Regions from separate parts of the Mus musculus genome. Here region 2 is linked to region 1. Evidence: chromatin contacts called from ENCODE Hi-C or POLR2A ChIA-PET data. All regions are on one chromosome and are shown on one strand. The core of a region is the stretch at or near the end of the contact, and the rest is flanking DNA. Distances in the headings are between cores, read along the strand shown. Region 1 holds the start of Amn1 (antagonist of mitotic exit network 1). Region 2 holds the start of Bicd1 (BICD cargo adaptor 1).

The links. A loop is a pair of places that touch in the nucleus more often than their neighbours do. ChIA-PET counts read pairs that join two places held with the same protein, here RNA polymerase II (POLR2A).
Region 2: a map of left cerebral cortex shows a loop between it and region 1 (5-fold over the local background). The contact joins the promoter of Bicd1 here to the promoter of Amn1 in region 1. A Hi-C loop is called at or near these places in 1 of 37 maps with a recorded cell type or tissue (left cerebral cortex). POLR2A ChIA-PET finds 5 or more read pairs at or near these places in 2 of 5 experiments (Patski and embryonic stem cell).

What each region holds. Positions count from the first base shown.
Region 1 is chr6:149,184,090-149,191,307 of GRCm38, forward strand. It overlaps Amn1 (antagonist of mitotic exit network 1), which reads right to left and starts at 4,623. Exons shown (of 7, transcript NM_001113424.1): 1 at 4,517-4,623; 2 at 903-1,035. The coding sequence starts at 4,554.
Region 2 is chr6:149,405,715-149,412,829 of GRCm38, forward strand. It overlaps Bicd1 (BICD cargo adaptor 1), which reads left to right and starts at 3,270. Exons shown (of 9, transcript NM_009753.4): 1 at 3,270-3,927. The coding sequence starts at 3,715. It also overlaps the pseudogene Gm15783.

The DNA.
Region 1 (7,218 bases), core at 3,373-5,872:
ATAGTAAATACCACTGAGCCTTTTTGTTGTTGCTTTGTAACCAGGGTCTCTCAATATAGCTCTGGCTGTCCTGGAACTCATTATCTGGACCATACAGGCCTCAAACTCAGATATCTGCTTGCCTCTACCTCCTGAGTGCTGGGATTAAAGCGAGTCACTGTGCCTAACCTTACCATGACTTTTAAAGATTTTTTTTTTTTTTTTAAATATTGTGGGTGACTAAGGAAGCCTGGCATTAGATCCTTAGGGGCTAGAGTTAAAGGCATTTGTAGGGCTCCTTATGTGGATGCTGGGAACTGAACTCTGATCCTCTGGAAAAGTAGCAAGAACTTTTAACTGCTGAGCCATCTCTTCATCCCCACCTTTTGTTTGAGACAAAGTCTAACCTTATAACCCATAGTTGCCTAGTACTCACTATGTAGATCAAGCTGGCTGGAAACTCACAACAAATCTCCTGCTTCTGACTCCTGGGTAATAGAATTACACACAAAATCTTCCATGTCTAACTGTCCAAGTGTTGGGGACAGTTAGTACATATTCATTGTTTTGGGGAGCTACTATTCAGTGTTTCCTTGAGGCCAATAAATAACAGCCCAGTTTCTAAATTGGCAGATCTCTGTGAGTTCAAGGTCATCCAGGGCAGTGAGATTCTGTCTCAAAAGCATTAACAACAACAAAGAGGTTTTAAAATCTAATTAAGTGTAGAGAGAAGACGGGAGGGAAGAGGAAAAGCAAGAAAGGGTAGTAGAAGATGGTATACATCCAAGGATGAGCACTGGCTTTTCAAGTCAAAGTCTTATTTTAAAATGAGTAATAATTTACACTATATATCTTTTTCCATTAAAAAAATCTAAAACTAAGTCTAAACAGTGAAATAAACTTTTATAATTATACATTCTTACCTCACTTATATTGGAATCTGTTATCCGACCCCGAATGCTCATTATTTTAATTAGTCTATCTTTAATGTTGGAAGGCAAATATTTAATATCTGATATATATCTGGAAATATTGATTACTAGGTACTGAAGACATCTGGAATACAAAGACAATACAGTAAATTATTCTGTATCTGCACTAGTAGCTAACACATATCAATACTGTTTGTCAGCACTTAGTCCTTTCATAAGACAGTATTTTTATTAACATTTACAAAGTTAGCTTGATGACATTCATAATCACTGCCTCTGTAAAGTTATATATGATATAATTTTCCTTTACCACTTCCCTCTGTAAACCCATTACCAATACACATTTTAAAATTTTGCTTTGAAACAGTCTCAGATAGCCTGGGCTCATCTCCAACTCACTACACTGTAGCCTAGGATGTCCTGGAATTCCTAGTCCTCCTGCTTTACATTTAGAATTTGAGGATAACAGTCATGTATCCTAACATGCTTGGCTTTATTAAAAAATATTTTAAGAAGGGCATGGTAGTATATGCCTATAATCCCAGCACCTGGGAAGTAGTAGGGGATTATGAGTTCACAGCTATTCTCAGAGAGTTGGAAACTAACCTGTGCTACATGAGACTGCCTCTAAAAAACCCTAAAACTAGTGACTGGGAAGATAGCACACTGGTCCCTGCTTTTCCAGAGGATCTGAGTTTGATTCCCAGCATCCACATGGCAGCTTACAACCATCTGCAATTCTAGTTCCAGGGATCTTATGGCCTTTTCTGACCACCATGGACCTCAGGTATATATGTGCACATACACGTATGCATACGGAGCACCCTACCTGCACACATGAAAATATATATTTCTAAGTTATGTGGGCAATGACTACAGATTTATGGAGAGGACAATCAATTACCTGCATATGCAATTACCAGAAGAGACAACCACTAAGACCCTGAAGCACTGAGGACAATTTAATCAGGACTTCATTCTGGCACACTGATTAGTTCAGGATAAATGCAGCTTGCAGGAAGGGCTCTCTGACTTATTCTTTCCTGCACTAGTAAACCACAGAAATTCCTCTAAACTTCCTTGAATACTGTTCAGAAACAACCTTAATCCAAGAGCCTGGGCAGTGTGGTTGCCTTGGGTCATACAAACTTCATAATCCTCCTTACAGCTTTCACTGTCAGCTCTAGAATTTACTACCCAGCCCTGTCCTGCCATTCCTTCACATATTATTGCTCTTTGTCAGAAATGTTAAGGCTTTCTAGTTTGGCCGTTTCTCTGAAAAATACAAAAACAAAAACAAAAACAAAAAAAAACAACACTTTTTTAAAAGTTCCAAAGTATAAGCAGAAATTAATGAAAACTTGGTTTTTGTTTTGTTTTTCTTGCTAATCTTGTGTTTGTTTGGTTCCTAGACACAAAGATGCCACTTAACCAAAGTGGTGGCTAGGAATGTAGTTTAGTAGTTCTAGTATCTGTAAGGCCCTGGACTTGATACTTAGCACCACAAAACCTAACAAGCCAGGTAGGTGTCTTAGTCAGGGTTTCTACTGCTGCAATGAAACATCACGACCAAGAAGCACAGTGGGGAGGAAAGGGTTTATTCTGCTTACACTTCGACATTGCTGTTCATCACCAAAGAAAGTCAAGACTAGAACTCACATAGGAACCTGGATGCAAGAGCTGATGCAGAGGCTATAGAGGAGTGCCACTTTACTTGACTGCTTCCCCTGGCTTGCTTAGCTTGCCTTCATATAGACCCCAAGACCACCAGCCTAGAGAGATGGCACCACTCAATGGGCTGGGCCCTCTCCCTTGATTACTAATTGAGAAAATGCCTTATAGCTGGATCTCATAGAGGCAATTCCTCAACTGAGGAACTTTATTTGTGGTAACTCCAGCTTGTGTTAAGTTGACACACAAAACCAGCCAATATACCAGAATAGGTAGAGTCTTCTTTAGCCTCTTTTAAAGCAATGTAACCAACATGTTTTAGGGCTTCAAATTCTGGCCATCTGAGAAACTCATACCTGTGTCAAGCAACCACAAATTCTGTTTACAAACACACACACATTCTTTCTTCCCTTGTGCTTGCATACACATCCCCACACAAACATATAATAAAGGTATTGAAGGGTATTGAGAAGGGAGGTGTCAGTTTCCTAAAACAGCATTCCGGTAATAGTTACTTCTCAGTACCTACTGTCCTTTTCATTCAACAATCTCTTGTGAAAACCTTAAAAGCATTTCAGTATTCTCACCCTTTGTAATGGCTATAAGCTTCACATTGGACATCTCATTTAGTTATTTCCCTTTAGAAAAGCATCCATATTGTTCTGTGGTATGGTAACAATATTGTCAAATTGCTTTCTGGTAAGTCAGCTTTAAGTTCTATCTACACAAACAATTGTGGCATACTTGCAATCCCAGAACTCTATGGGTACAAGCAAGAAGGATCTTGAAGTTCAGGGACATCCTTTGCCACACAATGAATTTCTAGCCTGTTATGCTACATGAGACCCTGTCCTCAAAAAGCCAAAGCCAAAGCTGGTGCTGATAACTCAAGTCTATAATCTCAGCATTTGGAAGGCTGGGGCAGAAGACTCAAGAGTTCAAGGTTAGCCTGACATTGTGGGTCTGAGGCCAGCCTGTGCTACATAAGATTCTGTCTCAAAACAAAAGGGTTGGGGATATAACTGAGTTGGCATTATGCTTGCCTCGGGCTCAGGAGGCTGAGGTAAACTGGGAATAATATAGTGTGTGTCTGTAATCTCAACATTCAGGAAATGAATGAAGAAGGATCAGAAGTTTAAAGTTATCCTTGGCTACACACACAATGTGTTCTAGGCCAGCATAGGCTACATGAGACTGTCTCAAGGAAAAATAAATAGCAACAAAACAATACAGAAGAAAAAGCTGGAACTTAGGCAAGAAATAACATTTGTTTATGTACTGTTAAGTCAACAACGGAACCAATGTAGTCTTTGTAGTTTCCAATTGTTAAACCATTCCTGCTTTTCTGTTAATAGTTTTTCTTTCTAAAAATAGAAATAACAAGTAATACTAAAGCCTGCCTCTAACTCACTATATGGCTGAAGAGCCTTGAACTTCAACTTGAATTCTCAAGAAGTGTTTGGATTAAGGGCTTTACATATGTTAAGCTGATTCTTACAAAGACTCCTTGAGACAGGTACTAATACGCGATTTGCTTGGGTATGCGTGTGTATTACAACATTACCCCGTTAGCTTCGAATTTGTGGCAATCCTGTTTCAGTTTCCGGATAGCTGGGATTATAGGCGTGAACTGCCACGCCCTACTGTTATCCGAATTTTAGAAAGCTCTCCTGTACAATCGGGAGAGATTGTTACTGTTCATGGTCCCAAAGCTAGCGAGTCACGCCGGTATTAGTGGAGGTTTGTTGGTCCAGCCTGGCTCCAGGTTTCTTTTGTTCTGCCTTCACCCTCAACGCCCACCTGAGACAGGCCATCGGGTGGAGCCGCCAGCCCCACGGTGCACCACAGTCCTCAGAGACCAGACACAAAGCCGGGACAAGGACTAGGAGCCAGCAGGACGTGAGGGAAGGGACTGGGAGCTGGGGCGGACTCACAGTTCCAGGAGCTGACTGACTACTCCGGACAAAGGCATCGCGGAAGCCCTCTTAAGCCTGGACGGCAGTTGCGGCCCTCCACAACCAACTTCCGGTCGCGCAGGACTGGTAAACCTAAATGACGTCACAGAGTTGGACCTGGGGCGTGGCCACATTAGGAGCGGAAGAGGAAGTTCAGCGCTCTCTCTGGGCAGAACTGAGGGCTGCTCAGAACTAACTGGCACAAAATGTAGAGGCATCCAAAGCGGGAGCAAAGCCCCCTGGGACTTGTAGTTCTTCCTGCCCGCTATTGCCAGTTACTGCTTCTCCTGCCCAAGAGTCGCCAGAAGTCGCTGTCCAGGCAAAGGCTAATGGCAGGTCACTGCTTTTGCTGGTGCGATGCCAGGTCCCATGAAGCAAACCAAGTCTCTAGTCAGATACAGACACCGACTTCAAACACGGGGTTTACAGGACTGCAGTAGTCATCTCCACAGAGTGCGCCTGAAGCAAGAGCTGAACCATGCAGTCCTGGGTCATTCCAGGAATGGGACATATTAAGGCCTGTTCCGTTTAACATGACTAGCTATTTTGATTTTAGTCTCCATATTGCTCATAAGGTGAAATTAAGTACAGGTTCTCAGATTGTGCTTCCTAGAAGTAATTATTCGTAGCTGACATAACGTTCTCCATAATACTCATGCTCTGTTAGCTCAATACTCTGGAAACCCCTAACTACCACCTTACCCATCTCACTTAGTACCAGTCAGCTTAGAGGGCAGCTCATAATACTGATAAGACTAAGCGACTCTGATCGAACCCTGAGATGGCTCCAGGAGAGGGTATTAGGCCTCAAGGGAGAATTTCTCGCTCCCGACCCCAGGACGATTTCGCAGAAATGACTGACAAAACACTTCTCAGAAAAATCATACAACGTCCTGGCTGAAGGCCACCTGGGCCCTCTGGGGAACGAAGTTACTCTCCCAGGATGATCTGATATTGGCCCAGCCAATCAGCCAAAAGGTCAGCCTAACAACTTATCACCAAGGGCTTAGGTGTTGTTACTGTAATAGGCTTAAAAATGTATAAAAGGTGCTTGTATGTAGGGTCGCCTCCGGTCTCTTGGTCTCTTGCCTGAGAGACCGCTGAAGGTCGATCCCAGCGGACCAGAAAAATAAACCTCTTGCTTTTGCATGGATCTGAGAGTCTCATTTCACTTCGGATGGGGGGGCGGGGGTGTGTGTCTCCCGGCAGGTAATGATACTCTGGGGCTTTACAATGTCTTCTGCACTTGGTTTTCCTATAACCAGTCTGCCCTAGGTAGCACAGTCTGGTTCCCAAGTCCTTTCTATGTCCCTAATCGATAAGCCTGAATTAAGTAGTCAATAAACTTTCATCATATCTGAGATTAGTGTCCAAGTGGTCAGCGTGTGGCTATTCATGGACCCCAACAGGTCATATTCATTATAATCCTTCTAAATTGAAATTCTTTGGCCTGTTTTTCAGATCAGAATGTTAAGGTCTGAGAATTTGGGAATAATTCACTATGAAAACCAAGTTCCAGGCAACACAATTTATTCATAAAACTAGTATATCAGGGAAACAGCTGGGTTCAGAATTCAAACTGTCAGTGGGACAGGGCAGGGCAGGGCAGGACAGGGAAGGACAAGACAGAGCAACCTTTTAAAACAAAACCAAGCCGGGCAGTGGTGGTGCATGCCTTTAATCCCAGCACTTGGAAGGCAGAGACAGGTGGATTTCTGAGTTTGAGGCCAGACTGATCTACAGAGTGAATTCCAAGATAGCCAAGGCTACACAGAAAAACCCTGTTTCCAAAACAAAACAAAACAAAACAAAAAACAAAAAAACAAAAAACCCAAAAACAATAGTAACAAAACCAAAACACAAATTAGGTGAAATAGGGACATGAATAGAGGCAACTAACTGAGTACACGTATACATTGTATCTTTCCAACTGGATTCATACCTGGCACCTTAAGAAGTGGGTTATTATCCATCAAGTACCTCAGATGGCTTCCTGATAACTTGGCTTGGATAGAGACCAGCCAATCAAAGTTTCTTTAGCAACTTCTGGGTTTCAGACATGGCATGTATGGGTGATAACCAACAAAGCATAAGTTGAGATATATATTTCAAGTTCATGTAGGACACCTGGGGCCAGAAGCAGTTTCTGGAAATTCAGTCATTTCTTAGAATCTAGTTTAGTACAAAATGGAGACGATATACAAGGTGGAGTCCCTGTAGCAAGGAGGCCCTCAGCAAGAGCACTCCATACCAATACATAAACTTGGTAAGAATGCCACTGTGGAGAAGACTGGGCCTTCAAAAAGGATCATGAAGGGACCTGGCTCCCCTAGGTAAGACTGACTTTCTTTCTCTCTTCTTTCTTTCTTTCTTTCTTTCTTTCTTTCTTTCTTTCTTTCTTTCTTCCTTCCTTCCTTCCTTCCTTCCTTCCTTCCTTCTGAAAGACTCTGAAAGGAGCCCCTCGCTCAGGCCTCAGGACAATAGCGGACACCCAAGAACTCACGATAGACCAAGCTTGATGTAAACCACATGATGCTTTATTGGGGAGGGGGGGTGAGCCAGAGCTCTGGGGACAACTCATATCCCACAAAGGGGTAGAGGAGTCGACCTCGAGGGGAAAGAGGTCCCAGTTTTTATAGGCCCTCAGGGGGGAAAGGAGAAAGGGGAGAGTAGGGGATTTC
Region 2 (7,115 bases), core at 2,020-4,519, 220 kb after region 1:
GCACTCATACACATGAAAAATGTTTAAAAACAAACCAAATTTACATATGGAGATATAGAAATCCAATTGTGACACGAAAGTGCCTTTTTGTTTGTTTTGTTTTTGTTTTTAAATGAAAACTGCTGAGAAAGACCTGGCACAGAAACAGAACCTGATAGAAGAATTTTGGAAATGTGTGGGAACATACAAGAACTTCTTGGTAGGCATTGGTGGCACACACCTGAAATTCTAGCACTCAGGAGGAAGAGGCAGGTGGATCTCTGAGTTTGAGGTCAGCTTGGTCTACACAGAAAGTTCAAGGATAGCTAGGAATACACAGAGAAAACTTGTCTTAAAAAACAAACAAACAAACAAAAAAACAGAAAAACAAAACAAAAAGGAGAAAAAAAAAGAACTTTTTTTTTTTGTTTTGTCTTGTTTTGTTTTTGTTTTTTAAATCTGCTTTGTGGCCAGAACAGCAGTCTTAAGGGCATCCAAAATGTGTGGAAACACAGCTAGATGCTCTTTGACAAAATCACAGTGATGATTATGAGATTATGTTGAAATTCTTTTGACAAGTGCCACCCAGTCAGGAAGAATTTGAGGAGTAGAATAGATGAAGGAGTGGTTCAAAAAGCACATGGAAAGAGACTTTGCCTGAGACAGGAACAAAGCACTATTTACTGTGAGCCTGGATCTGAGTCGCTGGAACAGTTTTCCCTTCCATGATACCATAGCTGAGCATGTCCATTGCTCTCAAGGGGGATATGGTGAGCCTGCTATCCAACTAAAAAGTATGCAAGTAGGGTGATGCGGACTGCAAAATAGGCCCAAATCCTCCTAATGCCTTTTGGTTAGGAGGTGACTTATTCAAAGTGACCATCAAATACATATAGGATGTACAGTCAGGAGGATTCTGGCAGATGAATTGTGACCTACCACAGAGTGCACCCGAGTCTAAAGAAGAGTCAAAAGAGGATGGTGATAACTGACTTGGAGACTCAGGACTGAGGTCTACCCATTTTCGGTCTCTTCCCTGAACCATACAGGACTGCTTCCACCCCTCTCTAGGGAACAGTTATGTACTTTGTTGCATATGAAGACAAGACAGGGTGATGGGAAATGACTGATTCTATAAAGAATATTTTTTTCATAGAATGTGTTCCTGCAGACAGAAAGAGAAGAAAAACAATTTTTGATGAGATTTACAGACAAAATAAACAAGATAGAGAATTGCAATTTCTTATGTATAACTTTATCATACTGTACCCCATAAACATGTACAATTATTATATGTCGATAAAAAAGAAAAATAAAACAAAAAGTTACATTGAGTCCTTGGAGAATATAGTACCTTTCTAGTAGGGAAGTGCCAAGGATGTGTCTATGGCTAAGAAATAACCCAGCAGGGGCTGGCGGGATGGCTCAGTGGTTAAAGAGCGCCGACTGCTCTTCTGAAGGTCCTGAGTTCAAATCCCAGCAACCACATGGTGGCTCACAACCATCCGTAATGAAATCTGATGGCCTCTTCTGGAGTATCTGAGGATAGCTACAGTGTACTTACATATAAATAAAAAAAAAAAAAAAAAAAGAAAAGAAATAACCCAGCAATCACAGAGAAACTGTTAGCCACTGATTTTGGAGATGCAATCCTTTTTCAACACCTATAAGTGGGAGATAGTGGTTTCTATATCAGGGTTGTCATGATGTATCTAACATGCTTTGAAGAATGCATGACTCACTATCTCAAGAACTTTGCTCTTATTTAAAGGGTGCATTTTTTTTTTTTTTGCTTAGTAGAATATCATAAATACCTTCTAAGAGAAATTGCAGACTCATTTCCTTTACTGAAGAATCCATGTAGTAAGGCCTATATAGAACTATCTGGAAGAAATACAGTGCCCGATATTTCAACCTTCCTAATGCTGTGACCCTTTAATTCAGTACCTCACATTGTGGTGACCCCCAACCATTAAATTATTTTTGTTGCTACTTGATAACTGCATTTTTTCTACTGTTATGACTTGTAATGTAAATGTCTGATATGAGACCTTTGTGAAAGGATTGTTCAAGCCCTGAAGGGGTTTCTACCCACAGGTTGAGAACCACTGGCCTAGAGACTTACTGAGCACCTGCAGATGTTATACAACAATTTCCTCCCAGATAGAACAGTTCATCTTAACAGAATTTCAATATACAGGATGTTCTAAAGAGAAGTAAAACATTCCATCCTTCTAGGAAGCTCTTAAACCCAGGAAGTAAACAACTCAAAGGCTTCCGTAAATTCATGAAACTAATGAGATTCACTCCTTCCCCAAGGATATATAATCAGGAAAGCAGGCCGAGAGTTGGGACAGACATGCTTAGCTACCTAGGAGAGACACAAATCACCAGAGCTATGTGAAACAGACAGTCTCCAACCTACTGAGCTGCTTTCAAGTTGTGTAGTATGGTTCAGGTTTTCCAGTGTCTATGATCTGTCACCCCTGGGGTGGGCTTTTGGTGATGTAGATATTTTTGAGTCATTTCTGTTTCTGTAAATAACCCCTCACTTATATTCCTTTAAATATTATTTCAATAAAACCCGTTGGTTCATCAAGTTGGACTGTGGTGGTAGCCTTACTGGGGTGAATAGATATTTGTTCACATCTCTCCAGTAATTACGTTATGCAGTAAGGTAGTATGATGAACTAAGTGCACAGAGGCTTAGGTTGGGGGACAGCAAAGTTCTCTGGTAGAGTGTTAGGTGGACTAGACCAAATTAGACAGAGTCTGAGAAAGGAGGAAGGACTCCCAAGGTACATCTATCAAGCTTTGGAAAAGCAGCATTCTTGAAAGCACTAGCTCTGTTTGTTTTCTGTGGGCTCACTGCACTCCAGTAGGCTTCGAATTCCCACCTCAGAAAACTTAGCCCGTTGGAGGCCTTCTTAGTGTTCTGATCTTTCAGACACCAATCACCCTTTCCAACACCCTTGCCCTTTCTTCAGCTGCCCTGGCTTCCTCAGTCTAGCATCTCTTCTCAGATGCAGTCCTCTTCCATCCCCCAGCCTCCTTAGCCTCCACTTCTCTTTAAGACACCCATTTTCCTCAGCCTTCATTCCGCCTCAGCGCGGTTCCCCCTCCTCAGCCCTCCGTAGTCTCCCATCATTCCTCAGCTAGTTCTGGGTCCCTCTGCCCTCATCCCTCTTCAGCAGTCGGCTGTGCTGCGCTGCGAGGCTCGGTGGGGTTTTGGATTTGCTCCTCCCCTTCCCTACCTCCCTGCATTCTGAGTGGCTGAGAGGAAGAGGACCAGTTGGAGTCCGCATCTGTGTGCACTGGCTGCCGCAGGGCCCAGCAAGCAGGTGGAGCTCAGCCTCCCACGGAGCATTGGGCGGTGGACCGCAGTGACGCGGCCTGAGACATGGCGGCCACGCGCCTCTGAGGCCGCAGAACCGGAGTCTCTTGCTGCGCGAGTTGCCCCTTGGCCATGCAGCTTGGCTGCTGACTGCCCCGGCGCGTGGCCCGGAGGATCCCGGCTGCGGTCATCACCTTGCAGTCTCCATGCTGCAGGGTATATTCCTCCCATATTCCATGTATTCCTCCTCAGTGCTTCCGGCCGTGTAGCCGCAGCTGCCGGCCGGGCCTCAGGGCGCTCTACCTATTATTCATCAGGCACTTTTCTTTTCCATTTTTATTTTCATTCCTATTTGCTTCTCCTTTTCCCTTCTGCTTTGCGTCTATCTCCGCCACCCCGCTATGGCCGCAGAGGAGGCGCTGAAGACGGTAGACCAATATAAGACTGAAATAGAGAGACTGACCAAGGAGCTCACAGAAACGACCCATGAGAAGATCCAGGCTGCAGAGTATGGGCTGGTGGTGCTGGAGGAGAAACTGACTCTCAAGCAACAGTATGACGAGCTGGAGGCCGAGTATGACGGCCTCAAACAAGAGCTGGAGCAGCTCAGAGAGGTGAGCAACCCGTCTCCTATTTCCCTCTCCAGGTTTGGCATTTCTCAGTGCCAGTCATCACTGTAAAGAAGTCAGAAGGGATATGGCCAGAAGGACTTCATCTTAGAGCCCTTTGTTGATAAGAGAATATTGAAAGAGTCCATTGTTTTCACCAATAGAAAAATTACCCAAGAAATGAATGCATAAGCTGGAATGGGAAGCTCTTTATTATGTGGGGGAGGGAGAGTCACAAGAAGTCTTCAGGCATCCGTGCTGGCAGGTAACATTGAATTGGGTTGAAATGCATAAATCAAACTTCTCAAACTGCTGTTATTTCAAACCCAGATATCAATGACCATAATCCATCCAATTGATGAGGTTTGTGCCTGAGGACCTACAATTTCAGGATGGTAGAATTTGGTACTTCAGTCGTCTGCTGAGTAATTGCTCCTTGGTGAAATAGGAACTAGTTATTAGGACTCACCAGTCCCGTTTGACGTTGGCTTTAGTCCTTGTCATGGGGCTGTAGGAGCAAAACAACTTTGCTGGGTGGTTTTGCTGCCCTTAATTTCACCTCTGTGCAAGGCTGGGCTATGCTTATGTCTTATAGAAGGCACCCTGAGACTGAGGAAAATCAAAATCATCTCCATATGGTGAGACATGAGAAAGAAATGTAAAATATATGGATATCTATGCCTTGCCTATCAAATATGGCCCTTCAGGTTGAAATTACTGTATTTATAAAATCAGAATATCACCAATGTTCTGTGAATAACATTTCCCCCCCTATTTTTATATTTCCTTCTTCTAAGGGTAATGTACTGAAATGTCCAACCAAATATTCATAAGGATTATACATACTATTTAAGACACTGGAAATAGCAAGCAGTCGTGTATAAATGTTAGTATACATAAACACAGATTTTCTGTGTGACAAGTCTTTATTTTTAGGTGCATACTAACATTTTAAATGTTAGGCATATCATACATAAATAGAAATACTTTTCTTATAATCTAAGCTTATTTTAGGGAAAGGGGAGGCCCAGTTTTGTATTGTCACAGTTAAAAAAACATGAGTATGACATTCTAATCAACTCACCTAACTTATAAATAATACATATTTAAACCTTTAATTATGCTATTTTATTTAGATGCTTAAATACCAAAATATGTAAATAGATATAGTTGAAAACAATAGATAGAGATATAATTTTTATATACCGGGCTATAAATTCTAGTTCATGCTTTTCTTGCTATATTCATATCTGGATTTAATGGTATCTGTACTTATATTTTCTAAATATGTCTTAGATTATGTCTTAGACTGACATGTTTTAGATGCTAAATCTTAGGAAGTAAGGAAATAGATGATTATTGTAATTCTCAGAGATGTTTCCATGATGTCTTTATTTATTGACTGTGCTTTGCCAAGGTGGAGAAATGCAAACCAATGTTATGTCATCACTTTCTTGATAAAAGAGGTGGACTTATTTGATGATATAAAATATGATTGTTAATAGACCTTTCTTCTTGAGCTAAACAACACTTTCAGGGATATTTATGTGTTGTTGTACTTAACACACTAAACCTTAATACAGTTGCCTTTTGTCTTTAGTAAACAATACTTAAAATAATGAGTTTGCCTTTTATTTATTTAAAGTTGATAGATAAAATTGTATGTATTTATTATGTGCAGAATTATGTTTTGCAGTGTACATATGTTATGCCTTTTTGGGCATTATATTGCTTCATATAATTATCTTTTTTGTGATAACTCAACATTCATTCTGTATTTTTAAAGAGTAAATATATTGGCATTATAATCATCATGGTGCACAGTGAATTTCTTAAACTTATTCTTCTTATCTAACTGTAATAATGACCTTTTCATCAATATCTCTTCTTTCAAGCAATCAACACTTCTAGTAACTATCACTTACATCTCTGATTCCTTATATGAATGAGATAATGAAATGTTTGTTTCCTGTGCCTGGCTTATTTTAAAATAATACAAAGTCTTAACACAGAGCTTAGCACATAATAAAAATAAAAATAAATATTTTATAAAATAAATTTATATTAGAAGAATTTACACCTTTATCAAGTGTTCAGAAGTCAATATTGCTTAGTGTTAGAGAAAGACTGAGAAAATTGAAGAGTGTAGAAAGTGACCACTGTTTTAGTCTCATTGTCAGTCAAGGGAAAAGGGGGAAATGTTTTATAAGAATGATGAAAGTTCTTAACAAAATAATACAAATGCCAATTATATTTTTTAAAATAAAAGATTTAAGAAATTTTGTTCTATATAGCAAGAAAAAATATAAGGAGTTTTTCTTTTTATCAAATGACACTTGCTATTACACATATTTTGACTTACATTTAGCATAAAGATAACTCAAAGCTGGGCAGTGGTGGTGCATGCCTTTAATCCCAGTTTAATCTGAGTTCAAGGCGAGCCTGGTCTACAGAATGAGTTCCAGGACAGCCAGGGCTACACAGAGAAACCCTGTCTCAGGAAAAAAAAAAAAAAAAAAAAAAAAAAAGAAAAGGAAAGAAAAAAGAAAGAAAGAAAACGCAAATGACAAATCCTAGTAAACAGGATTTTAGCTATATAGAAGTGTATTTTAAGGTAGTAAAAATAGTTATATGCTATTATTAGATAATAATACTTATTTTATCTTTTAAATATGTTTTATTTTCGTTGAGATTATTACTTAAATGAATTGAGTCATGTTTTGAATTAAATACAAAACAACAGTGTAAAACAATGTAATCTAATGATGATGTCACATACAAGCCATTTAGTGTGTGTGTGTGTGTGTGTGTGTGTGTAGGTCAGAGGACACTCAAATGTTATTCCTTAGACTACTTGTCTTTTGAGATAGTATCTCTTACTGGCCTGAAACTTGCTGAGTATGCTAAGTTAGCTGGTCAGTGAACTCTAGGGACCCACCTGTATCTGCCTCCCCAGTGCTGAGGTTACAAGTGTGTACTGCCATGCTATGCTTTTTAAAGCATTGAATTTAGGTCCTAATGCTTGTACAATAGATTTTTTTTTAAACCAAATAAGCCTTTTCTCAACCCTGGAAGTCATTGCTTTAAAATATTCTGGGGAGAAGGGACAGATGGCTCAGAGGGTAAGGGGTTTTGTTGCCAGGCTTGATGAGTTCCATTACTCTCCCTCCACCCTGTTTCTACATGGTAGAGAA